2 separate regions of the Homo sapiens genome follow, and region 1 is linked to region 2. A link is a loop called in an ENCODE intact Hi-C map of the cell type or tissue named here. Cell type or tissue: heart left ventricle. All regions are shown on one strand.

The links. Hi-C counts contacts between places; a loop is a spot of excess contacts. Peaks named below come from ENCODE experiments on the same cell type or tissue, not always from the same donor. Only the 100,000 strongest peaks of a DNase experiment are listed, where the experiment ranks them.
Region 1: a loop joins it to region 2, with 16 times the contacts of the local background. A loop is called at or near these places in 20 of 110 quality-filtered maps.

What each region holds. Positions count from the first base shown.
Region 1 is chrY:20,554,624-20,562,623 of GRCh38, reverse strand. The region is part of intron 1 of TTTY10 (testis expressed transcript, Y-linked 10); the gene reads left to right. Among named protein-coding and RNA genes, the nearest start is that of TTTY10, 17 kb to the left of the region's middle. In heart left ventricle, a CTCF peak has its summit at 3,744 (motif pointing left); a DNase peak (open chromatin) is centred at 2,543; H3K4me3 peaks cover 259 bases; H3K27ac peaks cover 2,769 bases.
Region 2 is chrY:20,735,868-20,743,867 of GRCh38, reverse strand. It overlaps the pseudogene TBL1YP1. Among named protein-coding and RNA genes, the nearest start is that of RPS4Y2, 16 kb to the left of the region's middle. In heart left ventricle, a CTCF peak has its summit at 3,023 (motif pointing right); no DNase peak of the experiment used is centred here.

The sequences.
Region 1 (8,000 bases), 180 kb after region 2:
CGGGTATATGTCTGCACTCCCAATATCTCCGTTTTTAGGCCTTGGGCTCCACCAGAGTTTCACAACCACCTACTTGAATCCCAAGACTCCCACAGAGCAAGAAAGATACTTCTTTGTATGGATGGGTACAGAATCATTGTCGTCAGGGGATATAAATGGGTGACCACTTTTTCCACCATATTGCTGAGGTCACCCTGTATTTTATATTCTGTGAACAGTTATCATGTTATTGCACAATATACACAAACATTTACTGAGTTAAACACAAGTTTACTCACTATGTACCATGTCTGACACATCACCAATTTGTGTGTCTGTGTGTGTGTGTGTGTGTTTGTGTGTAGTAGTTAGAAGCAAAAGAAAAAGTGAAACCCTATGGAATCCACATGGCCCTCGCAACTGTTGAGTTATAACTGTATTACTGTGATTGGTAGTGTGCCAAGCAACAGTCCAAAGAAATGAGAGCTCTAGATACTCTGTTGTAAATGCTGAACTCTCCACTTGTAAATAAAAGAGCATAGTTATTTTTTCAATATTATTTATCGTTATTTAAAATTGATTTTCATAAATAATGTTACCTCTGCAAGGTCAGAGTAGTGTATAAAAATGCCTAGATGTCCATAAGTCCACTTCAGGGGCTGAGGCCTCATGGAGAACCTTTACAAGGTCAGTGTAGAGAGGACATACGGGGTTGGAGTCCCAACACAGAGTCCCCACTGAGGCACTGCTTAGTGGCGCTATGAGAAGGCCACTGCCCTCCAAGCACCAAAATGTTAGATGCACTGACAGCTTAATCTATGCATCTGAAAAAGCTTCAGGCACTCAATGTTTGCCCATGAAAGCAGTTGTGGGGGCTGTGGCCTCTAGATCCACAGAGGTGGAGCTACTCAAGGCCTTGAGAGCCCATCTCTTACATCAGTGTGGCCTAGATATGAGATATGGAGTCAAAAAATTATTTTGGAACTTTGAAATTTAATAATTGCTTTGCTAGCTTTAGAACTTGCATGGGGCTTTTATACCTTTGTTTGGGCTAATTTATTTCTTTGAGAACAAATGTATTTACCCAACTCCTGTACCCTCATTGTATCTTTTCTTTTTTTTTTTTCTTTTTTTTTTTTTTTTTGAGAGTGAGCCTGGGAGTCTCACTCTCGGGCTGGAGTGCAGTGGCACGATCTCGGCTTGTTGCAACCTCTGCCTCCCAGGTTCAAGCGATTCTTCTGCCTCAGCCTCCTGAGTAGCTGGGACTACAGACGTGTGCCACTGTGCCCAGCTAATTTTTGTATTTTTAGTAGAGATGGGTTTCACCATGTTGGTTAGCCAGGATAGTCTCGATTTCTTGACCTCATGATCCCCCTGCCTTGGCCTCCCAAAGTGCTGGGATTACAAGTATGAGCCACCACGGCCAGCCCCTGTATCCCCATTGTATCCTATCAGTATATAATTTTTTTTTTACAAGCTCATAGGCAGATATAACTTGTCTTTTCTCAAATGAAACTTTTGACTGTGGACCTTTTAAATTAATGCCAAAAAGAGTTAACACTAGAAAGACTCTTGGAAATAGATAACAACTGTATTTTGCCATGTGAAATTTGGAAGGGGTCAGGGGTAGTATAATATGGTCTGGATTTATGTTTCTGCCAAAATATAATGTCAAATTGTAATAAAGAATATAAGAGAAGGGGCCTTTTAACAGGTAATGTGATAATGGGAGCACATACATCCCTTTGCTCTTTTTGTGATAGTGAGTTCTCAAAATGAAAATAGTTAGCTGGCCTTAGTTATATAGAAAGAAAAGGGTCCCCAGAGATCCTCCAGAGCAGGGAATGTCAGTGCCTCATTTCCATAAAACATAAAAGGAGCCTGGAGCTGGGTGTGGTGGCTCAGGCCTGTAATCCCCACACTTTGGGAAGCTGAGGAGGGCAGATCACGGGGTCAGGATATCAAAATCATCCTGGCTAACATGGTGAAACCTTGTCTCTACTAAAAATACAAAAATTAGCTGGGCGTGTTGTCGCCTGCCTGTAATCCCAGCTACTCGGGAAGCTGAGGCAGGAGAATTGCTTGAACCAGGGAGTCGGAGATTTTAGTGAGCCGAGAATCACGCCGCTGCACTCCAGCCTGGACACAGAGCGAGACTCCCATCTCACAAAAAAAAAAAAAAAAAAAAAAAAGCAGCCTGGAAAAAACAAATCAAGCTGAAGGCACAGATAAGAAAACTAGCACAGGGTGCTGTGCCTGGAGACATGTTTGTGGCTGGCACACACAAAAAAAAACAGAACCTCTGGCCCATTTGGATAAGAACTTATGCAAACCTTAGGCTCACTAAGGTAAGTGAAGAAGGCATGGCATAAAAATCCTATTTTTGTGGAGTCAGCATGATCAGGACATTTTTTTTTTCTCTTTTTGTGGACATGGGCATGATGGTTCCAGCAGGTTCCACTGGGTAGTTTTATTTTCTTTTGTGGACAGCAATTCTGGCCTCTGTGAATTATCACTTTAGACCCTGATTGGCACTGGGCCAAGCTCTCCAGTTGGCTTCAGACCAGGGTCCCAGGCCAAGCTGTTATCCAAGACTAAGCACATTCCTTATCCTTTCCAGTCTATAAAAATCCTAGAACTGGCCTCATAGTGGGAAACCAATTCAGGCCTCAGCCACTGCTCACAAAAAGTTTTCTCTTTTTGCTTATTAAACTTCTGCTTCTACGTTATCCTTTTGCCTGCACTCCTTTATTGTCTTGGATTAAAAAAAAAACTCTGACGATTATCTCAAACAATGAAAGACTGCTAAATCTTGGTGCATTGGTGAGACTGCAACATATTTTGGTACATTGATCGAGAATAAAAGAATTCATCAGAAAGTTGAATAAAAGCATATTTTTAACTTTAACCCTTTACTTTCATTTCTGAGGCTTCTTGTCTATTCCAATCCAGTTTCCTTTCACAGAGGGCCTAGCCATGATGTGGGATTGAAAGGAGGTTCTAGGCCAACTGAAGATTTCCAGCTGGGGCTATATCTTGGTGTTACCTGAGGGTCTTTGGACTAACATCTAGCTCCCAACAGCCCATCAGGGTGTCAGCAAAAAAACTTCTAGTCTTTTCTCGTCACATATTCTTTTTTTTCTTGTGGATATCTTGTCTCTAATCCCTATTTTGTATTCAGTGTTGTGAGTGTTTTTGCAAGCTAGGGATATAATCCTGCTGGGTAGAGTTAGTCAGTGTCTTAATAATTACAAATGTAATTCAAAAAAATTGTTATTTTTGTGGTTTCCTAGAAACAAAGGGATTCAAATTTCCATCTAAATTCTTACCTTATAAGGACCCTTCTATCCCTTAATAATAGACACTCATGGCACCATGTGGGATAATAGTTCTTCCTGAGTGAATATTCTTCTATTTGTATTGTTTTTTATTCTGTATAAGAGTCCAGCACAATCCAATGAATCTAAAGATTCTATATGAGATAAATTAATTTTCTTATTCTGGGGAGGATGCTTCCAGCACAATCCAATGAATCTAGTTTCTATATGAGATAAATTAATTTTCTTATTCTGAGGAGGATGCTTCCAGCATAGTCCAATGAATCTAAAGTTTCTATATGAGATAAATTAATTTTCTTATTCTGGGGAGCATGCTATGGGAAAGCCTATTAAACCCCAAACCTCTCTTTCAAACTTTTTCCTGAAAAGAATTTGAAGTCAGAGTTTTATCTCACATATCTAACCCTACATCACCACCTAGTGGAGTGAAATTTTTCTCCATGTGGAGTCTTGTCAGCACTCTACCACAAACGACTAGTTTCCCAATTCCTTTTTCCTTTTACTTTTTTTTTCTTTTTTTCTTTTTTCCGAGATGGAATTTCACTTTTGTTGCCCAGGCTGGGTGCAGTGGCATAATCTTGGCTCAGTGCAACCTCCATCTCCCAGGTGTAAGTGATTTTCCTGCCTCAGCCTCCTGAGTAGCTGGGATTACAGGCATGTGCCACCTCACCTGGCTAATTTTGTTTGTATTTTTAGTAGAGATGGGGTTTCTCCATGCTGTTCAGGCTAGTCTTGAACTCTGGACCTCTGGTGATCCACCAGCCTCGGCCTCCCAAAGTGCTGGGATTACAGGCATGAGCCATCATGCCCAGCCCCTTTTACTTTTGTCTATCGGTAATCAGGCCCATCTCCTATTTGTAGACAAGAAAACTCTACTTTCAACAGCCGAGAGAAAGCCATCCTGAAAAGACAGACTTTGCTTCAATAATGATGTCATCAATGGAAGGGAAGCTATTTAATTTGTATGCTTTTTTTGAAGCACCCATTCTGCATTCGACTACTTTGGGATGTAAACATAAAAGAAAATTTACGTTTGGAAGTTAGTCCCTCCTATTTTGTGGGATTCTGATTTTTAACCGGTACCATAGCAGGGATGGTATTAAAACACTTCCTTCATTAAAAAAGTATTGCCAGAGTCCAAATACTACATTATCTCTTCCAGGCGTGTGGAGTACCTTAGAAGCCTTTTGGGCTGAGTGGGTCTAAGATTCCAGTAGGGCAGAAAACCAAGGGCTTATGCAGATGGGCATGACTAGTCTTGCCTACCAGCTCCTCTGGGTTCTTGGGTGAAGGTCACACTTGCATTCATAGGACAGCATTCATGACAGTCACCAGGACCCACAGGAGAGGGAGAAGGAGGAGAAGGGAAATGCACTTTCTCTCTTTCTTCACTCTGGGGGACACCAGTAGAAGGAAGAGTATTGATAAACTCATTGTTTTTTCCTCTTTTTTTAGTTGGGTAATAAACCATTTGCAGTCTGTACTCCCCTTGACTGCATTCTGAATCCCTGAAACTCCTTTGGACCTAAAATCCTGAAAATAAAATCGCTTATATTCTATTGCCCATAAGGCTTATAAAACAATATTACCATATTGGAAATGAATAAACTTAGCCTTCTAAAGGAAGTCTTGATTTCTATATTATTTAACAACTAGATATTTTCTCTAGGTGGTAGGGAAAATGGTCTGAGCTTCCCTATGTACAGGCTTACATTGTCCTGTGAAACAACTCAATGTTTGTAATCATTGTACAGTTAACCCTGACCTTTTTGCAACCATGTAAGGGAAGCCTAGAAAGGACAGTTCCCCAAAGTCAAAGAGACAAACCCTCAGGGAACCCCAAATGGAATTTCAGGGTGCCCTGTCTCACTTATTCTGGGATCTTAATAACCAAATTATTAGCTGCCCCAGTTGTGTCACTTAAGAAATTCCCTCTTTAACTCTTGCCATAGCAGAAAATGTCACATGTCCATAGTGCTTTAGGATTTGTGTTCCATTCTTATTGAAGGATTATAGATAAATAAAGGGGAACCTGGGCAAGTTTTCTAATGATGCTGATGGATATATACAGGCTTGCCAAAATTTAACCCAAGTGTTTAATCTTATGTAGAAAAATGCTATAATACTTTTAAGTCAAACCTAACTGTTGCAGAAAAGCAGGCAGGTTTACAGGCAGCAGAAACATTTGGAGATGAACAACACATCCCCTAGAGTTTGTCTAAAAGTTTGCAAGGGAAAAATCTAGCAGAAGGGAGGGTGAGAAGGTAGCAAAATTTCTTCTAATGAAAGAAGAGGGTGAGAAGGTAGCAAAATTTTCATTCCCAATAGGAAAGGATGCAATACCCCTTGAAAATCCCAATTGGAATCCCAATATTTCTATAAATGAATGGAAAAGAATTATCTGATATGCATACTGGAAGGCTTGAAAAGGCCTTCCAGGATCAAACCTCTTAATTAATATAAGCTCTTCATAATAAATCAAAAAATCAGATGGAAAAACTCCGTAGCCTTTATAGAAAGGCTGAGACAGGCATTAGTAAAACACACCTATCTATATCCTAATTTAGTTGAGAGACAATTAATTTAAAAAAAAACAAGTTTATTATACAACCAGCTTCTTATATCAAAAAGATGTTGAAGAAACTGGTCATAGGTCCAGATAGCTCTCTAGATAATCTCTAGAAAGGGGCTACTTTGGTCTCATACAGCAGAGACTGGGAGGAGGCCCAGGAGAAAGTGAGAAAATACAACAAAAACGAGAGGCTCTAGTGGCCACATTACAGGAATATAAAATTCAGAATCCCTGAGTTGCGTCTTCTAACTGCTACCAATGTGGCAAACAAGGACACTTCAAAATGGATTTTCCAGATAGCAGGAATAAGCCACCTCAACCCTGTCCAGCCAGTGGTAAAGACTACTAGAAGTCAAATTTTCCTTTGATATGTAGCTCACAAGGTCTAGACCCAGTCTCCAAAATAATTCAGCAGGATTACAGGGTCCTAGTGCTCAATTTCCCAGCTTTAGTGGCTCAAACTGCCATCACTCTCCAGAAGCTCCGGGTAATTTTGGAGGTAAAAGAGAGAAAGGTAGACTTCCTTTTGGAACCTGGAATCAGGAGCCAGTCTCTTTGCATTCTTTGTCAATCCAGGCCTCCCCTTCTCTCATGTCACAACCCTGGTAGGCATCTTTGGAAAGTTCTTAACCTGATATTTTTCACAGTCTCTTAGTTGTAGCTGGGGAGACTTGTTATTTACTCATGTGTTTTTAATTATGCCTGAGAGTCTGACTCCTTAAATATGTAGAGATATTCTAGCTTGTATGGAAGCCATCGTATTTATAGCTCCCGTACAGACTCTTTGTCTCTTTTTTAGTAAAAAGCAATGTTAAAGAGGCTGGGCTACAGCCACTCCAGTCCAGATTCACTGTAAAGTCATCACTTCTTTTCCTAAGCAGAAGCAGTATCCTTCTATAGCCAGAAGCTAGAAAAGAACTACAAGCCATTATTAATAATTTAAAATAATAGTACATTCTCAGACTTTGCAACAGCTCTTGCAACATCCCAATATTAGAGATACAGAAACCCAGTGGAGAATGAAGGCTAGTTTAAGACTTCATCTCATTAATAAAGCTGTAGTTTCGATCTATCTGATAGTTTCTAATTCTTATATTTTGCTAACTCAAATACCTGAGGGAACTAAATGGTTCACAATTTTGGACCTTAAAAAGGCTTTTTTCTGCATACCATTGCACCTTGACACCCCATACTTGTTTGCTTTGGAGGATCCCTGCAGCCAGTCTACCCAGTTAATGTGGACAGTACTGCATCAAGGGTTCTGAGACAACCCCCACTTGTTTGGGGAAGCATTATCAAAAGACTTTCTAAGTTCTGTTATTCTTAGATTAAACTTTCACAATATGTAAATAATATTTTCCTCTGTGCTCCAGCTGTGGGTCTTTTTTAAGAAGGTATTGAGGTTCTTCTTAATTTTCTAGCATATACAAGGTAAAAAATTTCTAAATCTGAACCTTACCTCTGACAAACTTCAGTAAAATCTAAGGTACTTAGGTCTAATTTTGTCAGAAGGGAACAAAATATTGGGGAAAAAAGACTAGTAAGCCTATAGAGTTTTTTCTCCTTCCCCAAACCATGAAACAGCTAAAAGAATTTTGGGGCATTACAGTTTTCCATAGATTGTGGATACTTGGGTATAGTAAAATAACTGCTGTTAATAACACCTTATGAAAGAAACTCAAGCAGCTAAAACTCCCTAATTTGGAAACAAGGCTCAAAATGCTTTCAATCATTGAAAGCAAGCCTTATTTAAAGTAATTGTCCTCACTCTTCCTATAAAGAATGCATTTTATCTTTGTCTCAGAAGGAAAGGGGATAGCCATGACAGTTTTACATCAGCCTAAGGTCCAGCCAGCAGTCAGTTGATTACCTAAACAAGGAATTTAAACTGGGGACTAAAGGATGGCTGGCTTGCCCCGACTGTAGTTTTAGTGGAGGCCTTGCTTGTGCCAGAAGCTACTGAGGTGACATGGGGAATGACTTAGCTGTTTACATGCCCCCATAATGTAGCAGGACTGCTGTCCTTTAAAGGAATTCTCTGGCTAACAAATAATCACCTCCTCAAATATTAAGCTTTGCTGTTGGAAGGATCTGCAGTTCAGCTGAAGACC
Region 2 (8,000 bases):
TTTGTTTTTTAATGCTCAAGGCATTTTTTCTTGCAGGAGGGCCAAAGAATGAAAGCATCTGTATTAGGAAAGCGGTTTTGAGAAAGTCAAACCTTTAGCACAAAAAATGCCCAGAAAAAAATTTGACCAGAGGGTCCTTTTCTACCATGACAAAATTCCTGCGCATTCATCTCATCAAACAAGGGCAATTTTGCAAGAGTTAGATTTTCCTAAGGAGCACGCCCCCTAGATTCCTCACATGCACAGTTCACAATAGAGTTCCTGGTCCCATGAGAATTTAACCCCACCACTGATGTGACAGGCAGCAGAGCTCAGGTGGTAAAGATGCATTGCTTCCTATGCACCTCCTGCTGTGCAGCTGGTTCCCCAGAGGTTGGGGACCCCTGCTGTACAGCAAAAAGAAACCTCTTTAAAGCTAGTCATTTGCCACTGGCATTCTTCAGGGAGCCACCAAAGCTGCCTGCCATGCCTGCATTTATCCCAGGGAACTCTGCCACATGGTTTGATATCTGCCCAGTTCCCACGCAGTTCTTCCTGGAGCATTCCAGGGTTCTGCACTACCACTCAGGGTGCCCAAATTCACCTCCTGGGAACACACTTGCTCTACTTGGCAAGAAGTAAAGAGAAAAATGAAAATGAGCAGGATGAATTCCAGACAACACTAGGAGATGGGATACATATTTTCCCTAAATGTGACAATAACTCGCTTAACACTGAGTCTTCATTTGCCAATTCAAGACCTGCATTTGGGATTTGGCCACTGCAAAACTCCAGGTCATGGTGATGGCCACAAGCACACTTGGATCTGTGAAAGGAAGATAAATCTTGGGGCCCCCAACTCACTAAACTAAAGAGAAGAGTCAAGCTGGGAACTTCTTAGGGCAAACCTGCCTCTCATTCTATTCAGTCACCTCTCTGCTCACTGAGATAAATGCATATCTGATTCCCTCCTTTGCAGAGGTGAATCATGTTTCTTGAGCATGTGGGTTCAGATGCCTGGCTCCACATCCCACAGTTTCAATGCAAAATTGAATGAAGCACTAGTAAGGTGGGAGGAAAAGCAAAATCACATACATATGGCAGTTTTAAAAAGTTCTCCATAACGTGTGTCGTTGGATCTCCAGGAGTTGTCTTTCCCAACGTTTATGTTTCAAAAGATAATAATCTGAGGAGCTTTGTCTCTTCTAAAATGTATTAAAAACAAAGCCATAGTCATTAAACAAACATACAAAAGTTTTGATGTTTTTACTAGGGAAACAAATTGATATATACACATTAATTTTTGTGCACTTTCTATACATATGAATGGTTAATATTTTTGAAGAATATTAACCAAATTAATTAAAATGGTCCTACAATTTTTTAAGATGAAGTCTTGCTCTGTTGCCAGGCTGGAGTGCACTGGTGAGATCTCAGCTCACTGCAGTCTCCATCTCCCAGGTTCAAGTGATTCCCCTGCCTCAGCCTCCCAAGTAACTGGGACTACAGGTGCGCACCCCATGCCCAGCTAATTTTTTGTGTTTTAGTAGGGACAGGGTTTTACCACATTGGCGCAGATGGTCTTGGTCTCTTGACTTTGTGATCTGCCCGTCTTGGCCTCTCAAAGTGCTGAGATTACAGGCATGAGCCACCACACCTGGCCAAAAATGGTCCTACAATTTTAAACACAATAGCTATTATTACTAAATTAATGCAGAGAACCATATTTGGAAAAATGGCAAATTAAGTTAAGAATAAACATATAAAAAGTTTTTTTAGGCCAGGCATGGTGGACCACATCTGCAATCTTGGTGCTTTGAAAGGTGAGGTGGGAGGCTCCTTTGAGGCCGGGAGTTGGAAACCAGCCTGGGCAACAAGGTGAGACACCTTCCCCCGCTTCTCTCTCTCTCTCTCTCTCTCTCTCTATGTATATATATATATACACACACACACATATATACACAAACACACACACACACATTCTTCAAGCAACAGGAATTATTGTTTTTTGAGACAGAATTTTGCTCTTGTTGCCCAGGATGGAGTGCAATGGTGTGCACTGCACCCTCTGCCTCCTGGGTTCAAGAGATTCTCTTACCTCAGCCTTCCAAATAGCTGGGAATTCACGTATGCTCCAACACACCCAGTTAATTTTTATGTTTTTAGTAGAAACAGGGTTTCGCCATGTTGGGCAGGCTGGTCTCGAACTCCTAACCTCAGGTGATCCACCCACCTCGGCCTCCCACAGTGTTGGGATTGCAGGCGTGAGCCACCGCACCTGGGCCAAAACCATGGTTATCTCAAAGGCAGGATGGTTTTGGCCCCTTCAAAGTGAGCTACCACTTTGTTTCCTCTGAAGGGCTTGAACACAGGCGCATGGACACAATTTAGCAAAATTTCCCATCGTCGTTATGTAGGGCAGAGCTTTATCAATTGTGCTGCCTGCCCTTACTTTGCCAACGTGATGTAGGTTTTGGCTTGCTGGCAGAGGCCCGGTGGGGCTCCACTTGATGGTATAGATCTCTTGGCTGTGAGCCTAAAGATCGTGGATGCATGCGTCCTGCTTCATACTCCAGATCTACAGGACACACCGGCCACAACAGGAGCAAAAGCCATTCCTGCACCCGGGAATGATGTGGCATAATTCCTCTGGGGTGCACACGTAAGGCTGCTGGCCCACGGCGGGGTTGTACGCAGTGGTGAGAAAGCCAGCAGGAAGGCTTGGATTCTCACCGGGACCCCACTGAGAAATCGGAGTTCATTGGATAACAGAGGAAGGGAGCCTGGCCAGTAACAAATAAAGCTCACCCTGGTCAGTAACAGATAATCCTCATGGAAGAATGACCATGAGATTGGCGTCGAGTGCCAGGGTTTGTCTGGGATAAACAGCCCACTCCTTGCGATGCCAACGCTACCTTCAATGTCATGTCATCAGAGCAGGATGCCAGCAACATTCCAGAAGGATCCCATTTGATATGTTGACCTCATTCTCAAAGAAAGCAGAATCTGAAAAAGACATCAGGGCCTGTGAGTAGATGAGGTCACCTTCCAGCAGGGGACAGCAGCGCAGCACCATTGCTGCAGAAGTCCTTTGGCTTCAGCCTGAAATCGAAGAGCACAGCCCAACCAGCCTTCTAGTTTCCTCTTTTTCTCACTTTGCCTTTTTTGTTTATATAAAACCACATCCATATCCCACACATCACCAGCCACTCTCATCCATATTTCTTTAAGAAGAAAACATCCCTGCAAGGAAGGAAGGCAAGTGAATAATTCATGTATCTTAAAACGCAGCAAATAAAACCAGTTATTTAAAAAACTGGGCTTTGAAAATTACTTTCCTAAGCATTCTTTATTTTTATTTTATTTTTGAGGGAGGGTTTTGCTGTTGCTCAGGTTTGTGTTCAGTGGCTTGATCCTAGCTCACTGCAGCCTTACCTCCTGAACTCAAGCAATCCTCCTGCCTCAACCTCCCAAATTGCTGGGACTAAAGGCAGGCACTACCAGGCCCAGCTAATTTTTTTTTCTCTTTTGATAGAGATAGGTTGCAGAAAGTAGTCTTGAACTGCCAGGCTGCTGGGCTCAAGCTGTCTTCCCATCCCTACCTCTAAGATGTCTGGGATGAAATGCAGACACCACCACGTCCAGCTAATTTTTTTTTTTTTTTTTGCATTTTTATCTAGATAGGGTTTCCCAAGCTGGTCTTGAGTCTTGAATTCCCAGGCTCAAGCAACCCTCTGGCCTTGGCCTCTCAAAGTACTGGGATTATAGGAATGTGCCACCATGTCAGGTCTCCTATGCATTTATTTGTTTTTGTTTTTGTTTTCTTGAGGTTGAGTTTTGCTCTTGTTGCCCATTCTGGAATGCAATGGCATGATCTCTGCTCACCACAACCTCTTATCTCCCAGGGTCAGGCGATTCTCCTGCCTTAGCCTCCCGAGTAGCTGGGATGACAGGCATGGGCCACCACACCCAGCTAATTTTGTGTTTTTAGTAGAGACAGGGTTTCTCCATGTTAGTAAGGCTTGTCTTGAACTCCTGACCTCAGATGATCCACCTGCCTCGGCCTTCCAAAGTGCTGGGATTCCAGGCATGAGCCACTGCGCCCAGCCAGTTCTGTGCACTTTTAATCCAACAATTCCTTCCCACGCCTACACCCTTTACAAGGCATTTGTCCCTGAAGGTGAGTGGAAATGGAGGGAGGGATAAACTCAAGAAGTGAAGCCTCAGCTCTTGTGGAGTTCAAGCTGGGTAAGGGCTGACTTAGATGGAAGACAGGTGACCAAAATGCACACAGACAGATACACACGTGCAAAGGAAATGAAAGGCAAGTGCTGAGCAGCAGAAACAAACAACACCGGCAAAATCCTGGCCAGGGGCTCCTGATCCACTGCAAACAACCAGATATATAAAAGCGCAGGGTGAGCACTGGAACCTACAGGTCCGGACACTTGGACACTCTGAGGCTAAACCGTGGAAGATAAAGTTCAAAGTCATCAGGGACCAAGGCAGAAAAGGACACACTGAAACAGACACATATAAGTGAACCACTTGCAGCAAAGGCTTAGCTGGGGAACAGCCTGCACAGGAGAAATGGGGCAAGATCCTTCCTAAGGAGTGACAATAGGGTTCCATATGCCCCATACACTCCCACTATCTGATGCCTATCGTCCTGGCCTACCAATTAACTAATTTCACAAGGAAAATTAATTTTCTAAATATTTTCAAACTCCTGAGGGCTCCAGTTTGGATGATAAACTGTATGGTCACTCTGCTTTCTAAGGACACTGAGTTTTGAAGGGTGTGAACAGGACAGTGACAAGCCACCTGTGTGTTCTTTGTGGTATAGGTGGCCCAGGAAATGGAGGAAGAAGCATGATGGCCAAGGAACAGGCTGCTGTGAAATCCCATGGAGGGTGGAGGGGGCTGGCTGAAGAGGGGCCTGACAGAGTGTGAGCCCGCAAAGGTGTCTATGAGAATGGATGTGTCTTCCAGGAGCAGACTGCTGGGATGGCCAGGAGGGCAGACAAGGCCTATTGAAAAGGGGGCTGTGAGCATGCTTATGTGTCTATGAGCATGGATGTCTGTTCCAGAAGGCTGCTGGGAGAATCTGGAAAGGGTGGAGCAGACCGGTTGGAGAAGAGGTTGAGAGTGTGAGCAGGCTTAGGTGTCTATGAACGTGGATATATGACCCAGGAGCAGCCTGCCAGAAGAGCCCAGGGAGGGCAGAAGGGGCCTGCTGAAGAGGGAGATGAGAACATGCTTAGGTGCCTGTGAGCACGAATGTTTGTGCCAGGAGCAGACTGCCCGGAGAGACCAGGGAGGCTGGAGGGGTCCACGGAAGAGGGAGCTGAGAGAGTGTGAGCATACTTCAGTATGTGTGAGTGTCAGTGTGGGTGCTAGGCTAGCAAGGGAGGCTCTCACTGCAGCTGTGGAAAGGAAAACCCATCGGCCCAGAATGTGGAGCCGGTCACCTTGGCCTCTCTGTATCCAAACCCATATAAAGGAACAAATTTTTTCCTGAGAGTTGATCCTACAGCCTCCAATCCAAGTCCCAGTTCCTGGGTGGCCTCCAGAGTTGGCTCATGGGTCTCCACTCAACCCCACTGACCTGGAGCTTTGTTTAGGGCCATTGGCCACAGTAAGACCCACTTAAAGGGCTAAGTCCCATGCTGATGGCAAGGTCCAGGGCAGGACAGCTGGGAACCAAGGATACTGTGTGCAGCTCTATTAAAACCTTGAGGATAGGCTGGGTGCAGTGGCTCATGCCTGTAATCCCAGCACTTTGGGGGGCTGAGGTGGGCAGATAATGAGGCCAGGAGACTGAGACCATCCTGGCTAACACGGTGAAAACCCGTCTCTACTAAAAGTACAAAAAAATTAGCCGGGTGTGGTGGTGGGCACCTATAGTCCCAGCTACTTGGGAGGCTGAGGCAGGAGAATGGCGTGAATCTGGGATGCAGAGCTTGCAGTCAGTGAGCCAAGATCATGCCACTGCACTCCAGCCTGGCCAACAAAGTGAGACTCCATCCCAAAGCAAACAAACAAACAAAAACAAAAATAAAAACTGAGACTAGTCCAGGGTTAGGGGAGATAAGTTTAGACCAGTAAAAGAGAGTCACTTTGGAGCAAGGAGATATTAACAGGACAATATGTTCCTGTACTCTAAAAGTGCCTTCCTTTGGGGTGGGGACCCTTGGGACAGGGGCAGGGAGAGGTGGGCAGTAGGGGAATGAGGACAAAAGAATTTACATCATTTAAGTTACTGGCATGATGACAAATCTACAGGGACTGTGATCATCCTTTCCTGCTTTAACAGGGGACTACACCAACCATGGAAAGATATTCTAGTCGCTGGTGAGAAAAAGTTGAGACACCGTGAGCCCTCCTGGGCTCACTGTTGATGTGCTCTATATTTTCTGGAAGAGGCAGGCATACAGGCCAGCAGCCACTATCAGGTGTGTGGCATTCACAAGGGCAGTGGGAGCTCAGGAGGTGCCATGAATCTTCCACAGGGTGTGCAGAGGACACATAAATGGGCCTGGAGGGTGGAGAAGCATATGTGTCAGAGTGAGGGCTGCTGTGAGAGTCTAAGTCAGGGAGTGTTCCAGGAAGATCTTAGCACAGATTGAGGTGCTTGGCTGCACCTGCCTTTAGGAGGACAGAGGCACAGGGCATTTTTGGACACTAGCCCAGGAGGTCAAGGCTAATAAATGGTTTAACAGTATACTGGCAATTGCAGAAGTAAGGTAGAGATCATAGAAATTGGAGAATTTGAGAGAGATTTGATGAAAGACCAGAAAGAGCCTCAGAGTCCATACTGAAGAATTTGTTAAGTTTGTTGTTGTTCATATTGTTGTTCCCCAGTATATAGTGGGAACATTTTCAGCCTCTGCTTACTTTTAGGATTTCTTTTGTCATTGATTTTGATGTTTTATACCACATGCCTAGGTGGGTAGGTATGGTTCTTTTTATATTTATTCCTCTTAGGATTTCCTGAACTTCTCAAATTAAATGATGATGTTTTCCACCAAATATAGAAACAAATTGGTCATTTTTACCTCAAATGATTTTTCTGCTTCATTCTTTCTTCTTTCCCCATTATGCACATATCTTTTAGGCTGTCTGATATTGTCCCAGGCTGTTAAACCCACTGATGTGGTTGGATATTTTACCCCACCCAAATCTCAGGTTGAATTATAATTCCCAGTGCTGGAGGTGGGCCCTGGTGGGAGGTGTCTGGATTATGGAGGCAGATCCCTCATGTCTCTTGCCCCTGCTTTAGCCATGTGAGACTCCTGCTTGCCTTTCACCTTCTGTCATTGTTGTAAGCTTTCTGAGGCATGCCCAGAAGCAGATGCTTTCTGTACAGCTTCAGGACTTTGAACCAATTAAACCTCTTATAAATTATCCAGTCTCAGGTATTTCTTTATAGTAATCCAAGAACAGCCCAATACACCTACCTACTAACATTTTCAATGCTGACATTATATTTCTTAGTTCTCAAATTTCCTTTTTAAAAAATTAACTTAAAGAGATCTCACTCTATTGCCTAGGCTGAAGTGCAGTGGTGTGATCACAGTTTGCTGCAGCTTCAGAGTTTCCCTTTTGGGGTGAAAAACACTTCCTGAATGAGGTAGTCCATGTACTGCCTGCATTTGGAGCTATTTGTCTTAGCACCTTCTGCCTCATCAATGGTGTTCAATTAAAGCAACACCAAAAACTAATTTCACTGGCAGCCCTAAGAGGTGTGTTTGATGAAGGTCCCAAGCTGTGCAGGAGTGGCCACAGAGGAGATTCTCTTCCTCTCCAGGGCAGCAGGGCAGAAACAGTGTCTTCCCTGGGTCTCCCTCACTCTCTGCACTGCCTATATGAGGAAGAGTCCCTGCTGTGGTACCATGTGGAATGACAGACGTGGACGCCCATGCATTATGCCTTAACAGGACTTCTGGCTCATGGTCTTGTCTCCTGCAGGACCCATGTGCCCTGCTTGGAGCCCTCCCCAGGAACTGAGTTGTGCTGTA